3 separate regions of the Homo sapiens genome follow, and regions 1 and 3 are each linked to region 2. Evidence: chromatin contacts called from ENCODE Hi-C or POLR2A ChIA-PET data. All regions are on one chromosome and are shown on one strand. The core of a region is the stretch at or near the end of the contact, and the rest is flanking DNA. Distances in the headings are between cores, read along the strand shown. Region 1 holds the start of MTCL1 (microtubule crosslinking factor 1). Region 2 overlaps MTCL1 (microtubule crosslinking factor 1). Region 3 overlaps MTCL1 (microtubule crosslinking factor 1).

Region 1 (2,700 bases), core at 28-2,527, 50 kb after region 2:
GTGGAGAGCAGGAGGGAGAAGGCGCTGGACAGGCCCGGGAAGGAGGGGTTGGCGGGTCCCCGCCGCAGCCAGGCCCTCCGGGGGCGCCCCGGGACACCTGCGGCCGAGGCGCGGCTCACCTTGAGATAGTCGTTCTCCGAGCGCAGCTCCTCCATCTCCCGCAGCAGCTCTTCTTCCTCCGCCGCTGGCACGAGCCGAGACTGCTCGCCCAGGCTGGGCTCCTTGGGGGTCCCGGGGACTGGTCGCTCCGGTGGCGAGCGCCCCCGGACATCCTCCGCCACGCCGGGCCCCGCGAAACCCCCCGAAACCCCGCTCGGGATGCTCCGGCCCCCGGGACAGGCGCCCGCGGCGAGGGGCGCGGCGAGGAGCGCTGGGGGCTCGGGGCTGCCCGGCGGCGCTCCTCGGGCTGCGGGGCTCGGCGTCGGCGCTCCTCGTGGGGGTTCACGGTCGCTGGAGCCCGTGCCGGATTCGGCGTCGCTGCTGGCGGCAGGGAGCAGGCGCTGCTCGTCGGACAGGGGTTCGGAGGGGCAGTCAGAGAGGTCGGAGCTGCTGTCCGTGTGGCTGATGCGCGAGCAGCGGGCCGGGGACCCGGCCACCGAGGTCACCGCGAGGGTCACGGCAGGGATCCGGGCGGCCGGGGTCGGGGGGCCGACGGTGCGGGCGGGTGGCGCCCGGGAGCCGCGCTTGGCTTTGCGGCCCTTGGCAGCGGCAGACGGCGGCTCGGCTCCGGGAGGCTTCCCAGCCCGGGACAGCGGCTCCGCGGGCGCCACGCGCGCCGCCCTCCTGCTTCCCAGGGCAGCCTTGGCACCGCCCGCCGCTCTGGCCCCGGCGCCCGGCGGGGGCTTGTCCTTCGCGCCCGGGACGCCGCCACTGCGCCGAGAGAGGCGGCCGGGCGCGGCCAGGGACCCCGGCGAGGGCGGCGCTTTGCCCGCGAGGTTGGGCGAGCGCGGGGCGGCGGGAGCCGGGGCTCGGCCCGAGGAGGGGACGGCCGGGCCGGGCGCGGCGGGCCGGGCGTGCAGGTCCTTGAGGAAGGGTCTGGCGGGCGAGGGCGCACGGTGCAGCCGCCGCCTTTCGGCCACCGGGTGGAGGTGGTGGTGGCGGTGGTGCTGGCCGGGCGGCTGCAGCTTCGCGTCCGGGGCACCTCCGCCCGCGGGGCCGTTCAGTGTCTCCATGGCCGGGTCCGCCGGCAGCAGCTCAGGCAGCAGATGCTCCGGACGACGACGGCGGCGGCGGCGGCGGCGGCGGCGTGCAGCCTCCCCGCGCGCTCTCTCATCACTGTCCCAGCCCCGCCCGGGCTGCGCCCCGCGCTCCCGCCGTCCCCGCCCCCCGCACCCCGGCCCCGAGGATTCCCGCGGGGCTCGCCGCCGCCGCGCTCGCCCCTCGCTGAGGTCACCGCGGATCGAGTTCTCCCGGCTCAGCAGCGCGGCGGCTCCCGGCCGCTCGCATCCCCGGACCTCGCGCTCCGGGCTCGCGGTCACCGGTGCCGCGGCGGCGCTGGCGGCGCGCGCCCGGCTCCCGCGTCCCGCTCCCCGCCCACCGCCGGCCCGCTGCTGCCCGTGCCCGCCCCCGCCGCTCCCGGCTGAGAGAAGCCGCACGCGCGCGCCCCACCTCCCCGCCGCCCAGCGCCCTCGCCCAGGCCCGTGCGCATGCCCCGCCTCCAGCCAGCCGGCGCCGTGCAGGGGAGGGGCGAGGGAAGGGGCGGGGGCTTGCGCTCCCCGGGGGGCGGGCGCCCGGCAGGGGCGGGACCTGCGCGCCCTTGGGAGCAGGCGCAGGCTGGATCCATGGGGCCTCGCTGCCCGGGGACCCTCCTTGCTTTTTGAGGCCCTAGAGACGCTGCCAGGAGCTAGGGAGGAAGGGAAGAGGCGGAGGTGAAGTGGTGGCAAGGGGCGGCGCCGGCCACTTGGGGAAGGCGTGTGCCGCGGCTGACAACACCCCTCTCATGCCTCTCCATCCACCGCCCGCCTCCCCGAGGCCAGTCACCTCCCTCGCTGTCCTCTCCAAGCTGTGCCCCTGGTCCCCGAGCTCCTTTAAGGATCGCTGGTACCCGACGCAGCTCTCGCGTCTAAACGGCACGGCGGGCGCTCCACAGTTGGCACCCCCGTGGCCTCGGGAGCTCAGGAGGAGCTGCTGCCCAAACAGGAGGAGCCCTCGCCAAACCTGGGGGTCAGAAAGGGAACTCACATTTATAGTTCCGGCTGCGAGCCAGGCCTGCTGGCCACTTACTGAGCAGTGTTTTATTTAAGCCTCACCACAGTCCCAGATTGGAATTGCTGTCTTCGGTGAAGACTAGGGCACCGGCGCTGGGAGGTGAAGTCACTTGCCTGCGATGCCTCACCCAGTCCCTAGCTGAGCGGGTTTAAACCCAGGTCTTCAGGATTCCGAGTCCTGCAGGCTTTCCGCTCAGAGCCCGGAGCCCGGCCACCGGTTCTACCACTTGAGTCTCCCATGCGCAAGGCACTAGACCTTTCTGAGCCCCAGTTCCCTCGCCTGTATCATTAAAACGTACTGCCACCTGAGCATGTGTGAAGATTTAGCAAATACCAGAACACACCGTGCAAACTGTAAAGTACAGTTCACATACCATTGGGTGCAGTTTATGTCCCAGGCGTTGGATGTTGGCCAGTGCCCATAGGAATAGGGGCCAGCCTGTCCTCCAGCCCTGGCGTTGCAGGAGGCAGAGGGTCAGGTAATAATTACAAG
Region 2 (2,700 bases), core at 5-2,504:
GACAGTTCCACGGTGCTAATGCTGCTCCCCTCACTCATCACTAGGGTGTCTGCAGTGCCCTTTGCTTTGCAAGTGTCACATCCACCAGGGACTGGGGCCTTAGACAACGACAGCCACTAGGAGATAGAAATCCAGCTAACTTCACAGGGAAGGGCTCTAAGAGGAGACCTTGCCCACTAAATATATTCCTTGGGATTCACTGCAACTTCTTTGGGAATTCAGAGGCTTTTTGAAGCACCCTGCGGTTTGGCCACATCCCAGATGCTCAGAACTGACAATGGCTGGATTCTGGACCTCACTGCATAAAGAGATAAAAACACTCCTATTTTTCCTTTCTTCCTCACCTTTAAAGGCTCTAAATTTTTCTTTTCTCCAACAAGTTTGCCTCTCTCCTTCAACATTCCTGAAACTCCACCTAAGTGAGAATTTGGATCTCTTGCCTTTGAGATATATATACATATATATACACATATATACACACACATATATACACACATATATATACACACATATATACATATATACACACATATACACACATATACACATATATACACATATATACACATATATACATATATACACATATATACACATATACACACATATATACATATATACACATATATACATATATACACATATATACATATATACACATATATATACACACACATATATATACACACATACATACACACACACACTTCTTTTTCATGGCTAAGGCTGAAATCTCACACTGTTCTGTAGTGGAAATGTGACATGGGTTAGAAGTCACCGCATGGTCTGACGACCTCCAGAAAGGCCCTGACCTACAAGAGAGACCCCAGTATGAACGTGTTAAATCTTGTGCATGGTTATTCTTTATTTTTTTAGAGAGGGTCTTGCTCTGTCTCCCAGGCTGGAGTGCAGTGGTGCGATCTTGGCCCACTGTAGCCTCAAATTCCTGCACTCAAGAAATCCTCCCACCTCAGCCTCCTGAGTAGCTGGGATTACAGGTGTGCACCACCACACCTAAGTAATGTTTTTGTTTATAGAGACAAGGTTTTGCTATGGTGACCAGGCTGGTTTTGAACTCCTGGGCTCCAGTGATCTTCCTGCCTTGGCCTCCCAAAGTGCAGGGATTACAGGCATGAGCCACCATGCCTGGCTAATAATTCTTACTCTGAATACAGACCTAACAAAATAGATGAAAAGAATCACATCTGTGTCATGCTTCATAACTTACTGTATAACCTCCAAAACCACATCCTCCTCCGTGCCCCACTCCCTGTGAACATTCTGTTGACTTGATTGGACTATATTCTCTGAAAGAGGATGATAGTCTGTCTTTTAAAGGTGGTTTAGACTCTAAAAATAGTCATGATCTGCCACAAAATAGGTCAGGTTCTCCTGGGGCCACCCGAGAGATGTCCTGGAACTCAGAAGCTGCATGGCCTCAGGAAGGTTTTCTGGGACAGACCTGGTCCCAGGGAGAGTGAGGAGAAGCGTGTGAGATGTCCCTGAAGTGCTCCTGGGAGAAATGACAGCTGGCTTGGTTCATCAGCATTTCATAAAGAGTAACACTCACACACGCTGCAAGACTGGGGCCAAAGAACGACCTCGCCACCACCCAATCCCTTGTTAAACTCCAACCTGTTGAGGAGAAAATCAAGGACTAAACACGGTGCTTTGTGCTGATGTGGTCATTTTCATTTCAAACCAATCCCGGTTAAAACAACAAAAGCAACAAACGACATCCCAAATAGCACCTGCGACCTTGGCAGGAGAAGGCCTAGGTCCTGCCCCTCGTCCTGTCACGCGTGTGACCTTGGGCAAGTCCTTTGGTGGCGCTGAGCCACAGTCGTCCTATGCATTAAGAAGTTACCATTTAACTCAGAGTGGCAGCAAGAGCAGCCGTGGCACGGGGGCATTTGGTGCAACAGGCGGTGTTACTCAAATGTGCTGTGTCGCTAACATAGCCACTTTCACAAAAAAGTGACCGAAGCACTCCCAGATATTATCAGTGATTCAAGATAACCCCTGCAGGACCAAACGCACCAGGCTGCTCACATCAGGGGCTCTCTGATGCCACCAGGTAAAAAGGACCAGGGAGTCAGGGCAGAGCTGGAGACTCTCAGGTGTACTCCACCTGCAAGCTATGTTCTTCCCATCAAAAAGATTGAAGAGCTAAGCCCTCTTTCCACTAATACTTACTTCATACATCAGAGAGACAGGGACCAAGAAATGGAGAACAAGAGAGAATATAAAACAGAATTGGGAAGAAAAAGGCAACATTAGATAGCAGGCATTTTGCAGAACTGCACGCATCTATACTAAAGCTACTAGGAACCTGGGTGGCTATGGCTGCAAAAATACAAATTTAAAACTCTGCATCTATCATAAGATTCCATCAAAATCTTACAAAACGACTTGGTTCCCTTTTCTCTCTGACATTACTGGTATCTCATTACCAGGCACTTGATGGATTTACTTTGCTTGTTTCCTGTAATGCTGTCTCATCATTCTAACATGTTATAAAGCCAAGGGCAAGAACTGAACCCTTTACTTCTTCCATATTCCCAAAAGCTCCTGGTAGAGTATTATACACTTATACACATGGGGTTATTTTATAGATGCTTGCTTAAAAATAAAGGAGAGGCCAGGCGCGGTGGCTCACGCCTGTAATCCCAGCACTTTGGGAAGCCAAGGTGGGCAGAT
Region 3 (2,700 bases), core at 168-2,667, 39 kb before region 2:
TCATGAGTATTGCGATTCAGAATCAAGTGCTATTTCAAAATAAGGTATTATGATCATTTTTCATTGCCAAGTCTCTCATGGTGTTTTTAGATGTCTCTAAACTCCTTCAGGAAAACCGTGTCTTGGAAGTGCGGCTTACCACTGACTTGAATCCGGTGTAAGCAGATTCCACTTCCCCTCTGTACATGAGCTGGGCACTCAAACGCACATTACAGTTGTAAAGGAGAAAACAAGTGGAAATCCTTCCCCTCTACTTCCTGAGCCCCCTGACTCCCCACAGCCCCGACAGAAGAGAACCCCAGCTGGTGGAGAGCACAGCAGGCTGGGTGGAAGGAATTCTTCCGAATATGCAGGCCTCAACTGCATACAACAGCCAGGAAACAGAAAAGTGAGTCTGATAGCCTATTTCCATGCTGAAAGACTTGACATTCCTATTAGATGTGCATATCTCTTAGGAAAAGAAAAGTGTCACTGAAAAAGAAATATCTGGCATCTCCACATTAAATTCCTGTTTTTTAAACACCCCCGGTATAGACACTTTTTCAAGCAACAATTATTGTGTATCAATACTAAAAAGTAAGCGTGAATAAAATATCACTTTGCACATAAGGCACAAGAATAACATCTATAAATATTTATAGTAGCTAAAGTGATACTATGGGATCAAAGCTTTGTGTTCCATAGGCCAATAAAAGGTTCGAATGCCAGCCTTAAGGTTATCAGCTGTCCTCTCTTAACACTCTCTCTTATGCCAAAAACCAAGTAAGGGATTTGTTTTTCTCCTTAAAGTACTAGATTAATTCTCAGAGGCCATGGGAATAGAACCACAGCTGCCCGAGGCCAATGTGCTAAAGGCCAGTGAAGAGTCAGAGGCAGCTCTGGAAAGGTCCATAGGTCTAGACAACGACTTGCGTGGCCGCTCACCTAATACCTGACCTTTACTGTAGTTTTGGCTGAAATAACAGAAAACAGGTGATTTTATTCATCATCTCAGCAGCCCTCAGCATTCCACCGATTCTCCCCTGTGGACACAAGGGCAGCCTAGCGTACCAGACACCCAGCATCTGCAATTTCCTATTGATAAGGCAACGTGGTCTTTTTTTGGGTGGGGGAAGTGTATTTAACATTTCACACTGAAGATGTAACGGTCATGGGATCTTTTGCACCATCTGGTCTGAGTTAGGTACATGACAATAAAAGAGGCAGTTAATCTATAACAAAGATCAGTAATTAAAAAGAAGGGAGGTCTGGTCTCTGGTCTCTTAGTCATTTACAGAACAAGAACAATGAGGAACAGAGTTCACCTATAATCTAAGAAACAAAACTGCAAACATGTTCATGACTCAGTCTCCAGGACTTAACTTTGCCCTTGACATAATCAATTTAGAGAGTCCTGTAGTTTTATTTTCTTTTACATGTCTTAGCCAACTGACTCATGCTGGGCAAGCTTCACTGGCCTCAGGGGCAATGTGAAGGTAACGTGAGACCCTTCCCCGCCTGGCTGTGGAGAGGCGCTGAGACACCCGGACCCGCACCACGGGAGGCAGCATCAGCAGCACCGCGCCTAGGCCCTCCTGGAGAGCCTTCTTTTCTCTCCCTCACATCTCCACTGCCCTTTCCAGTTCCTTCTGTTCCATGGCTCCATGAACTTCCTAATTCTCAGAGCTCAGTCTTCTGCCCCCTGGGTACCTTGGGGGACACTTTCCCTTCCCTTCTGAACAAGCCTGGAGGACATCTCCTACCATCCGAAGCCTCTTCCGCAATACTCCTTCATCATTAACCCACATACTAGAAACACGTGGGCCATGGACACTGTGCTAGCAGCATCTTCAGTGATAAACTCACTTTTCAAACAATTTTTGGTGCCATGCAAACATTTTTTTAATTACTTAGGAATCTATCTTTCAAGTAATATGGAATTATTTTCCTCTGATAATAAGATGTGCAACTTGACCCCTAAATGAAACACTTAAAAAGAGTCATACATGTAGTGGTAGAAGTTGGCAGAAAGTATTTACATCTTGGCATTCGGCCCTGCCTTCCCTAAGCTGCAAGGTGCAGAGAAGGAGCTCACTCCCTTAATCAGTTTGTGACCCATTTAAATCACATGGCCTCAGTCAACATGGGGGCTTATGTGTAGCACACATTCCTTGCCAAAATAAGTTCTTAGATATACCAGGACCTTATTTGGATAGGATATGCATTTTAAAACACCAACGTGCTCTATTCAAGATCAACCGCTTTGCTTTGTTTCGTTTTAAAGACATAGCTATCTTTCAAGAACAAATACACGGGGGAAGAGCAGCTGCAGCAATTCTGAACCTAGAGATCTGTTCACAACTTAATTAGATTTGGGGTGGCCGGGATTGGGCTGTTCTCATGGATGTCCAGGGCGACGAGTGCCCACATCTGCAAATCCCTTCTACTCGGAACTCTGGGGAAGGATTTGCAGATAAAAGATAATTAGCCAGTACCAGGTTATTCGAGAGTAACAGAGGTTAATGAGGCCACAGCTCAAGTTGCGGCAGTTTTCCGAAGGCAATGGTTTAGGGTGAGGTTGCTGATTTTTCTATCGGAAAATTCACCCAACATCAGCAGAGGTGACAGACACACTTTTCTGTCCAGTTGCATTTAGGCCCTTACTTGATGTTAGGCTGGTATTGCTGCAGGAAAGTTTAGATTAGGTATGAGGAAGACCTT

What was found. Hi-C counts contacts between places; a loop is a spot of excess contacts on that map. ChIA-PET counts read pairs that join two places held with the same protein, here RNA polymerase II (POLR2A). Pooled maps may share reads with other maps.
Region 1: a map of OCI-LY7 shows a loop between it and region 2 (4-fold over the local background). The contact joins the promoter of MTCL1 here to the enhancer-like site in region 2. A Hi-C loop is called at or near these places in 18 of 168 maps with a recorded cell type or tissue (CD4-positive, alpha-beta T cell, CD4-positive, alpha-beta memory T cell, CD8-positive, alpha-beta T cell and 13 more), 1 of 37 single-sample maps with no recorded cell type and 18 of 50 pooled maps. POLR2A ChIA-PET finds 5 or more read pairs at or near these places in 7 of 52 experiments (AG04450, CD8-positive, alpha-beta T cell, OCI-LY7 and 4 more).
Region 3: a pooled map shows a loop between it and region 2 (8-fold over the local background). The contact joins two enhancer-like sites. A Hi-C loop is called at or near these places in 8 of 168 maps with a recorded cell type or tissue (Calu3, HCT116, IMR-90 and 5 more) and 4 of 50 pooled maps. POLR2A ChIA-PET finds 5 or more read pairs at or near these places in 11 of 52 experiments (AG04449, AG04450, BJ and 8 more).

The regions. Positions count from the first base shown.
Region 1 is chr18:8,704,133-8,706,832 of GRCh38, reverse strand. It overlaps MTCL1 (microtubule crosslinking factor 1), which reads right to left and starts at 1,277. Exons shown (of 15, transcript NM_001395333.1): 1 at 120-1,277. The coding sequence starts at 1,172. The region is part of intron 1 of GACAT2 (gastric cancer associated transcript 2); the gene reads left to right. RefSeq lists silencers at 1,053-1,112, 1,493-1,932.
Region 2 is chr18:8,754,310-8,757,009 of GRCh38, reverse strand. The region is part of intron 3 of MTCL1 (microtubule crosslinking factor 1); the gene reads right to left. Among named protein-coding and RNA genes, the nearest start is that of GACAT2, 48 kb to the right of the region's middle. Within about 2 kb of position 1,254, at least 3 of the 41 ENCODE cell types and tissues checked have a DNase peak (open chromatin) inside an H3K27ac peak, as active enhancers do; they include OCI-LY7 and PC-3, where a contact is called at or near this core.
Region 3 is chr18:8,793,353-8,796,052 of GRCh38, reverse strand. All of the region lies in intron 7 of MTCL1 (microtubule crosslinking factor 1), which reads right to left. Among named protein-coding and RNA genes, the nearest start is that of GACAT2, 87 kb to the right of the region's middle. Within about 2 kb of position 1,417, at least 7 of the 41 ENCODE cell types and tissues checked have a DNase peak (open chromatin) inside an H3K27ac peak, as active enhancers do; they include PC-3, where a contact is called at or near this core.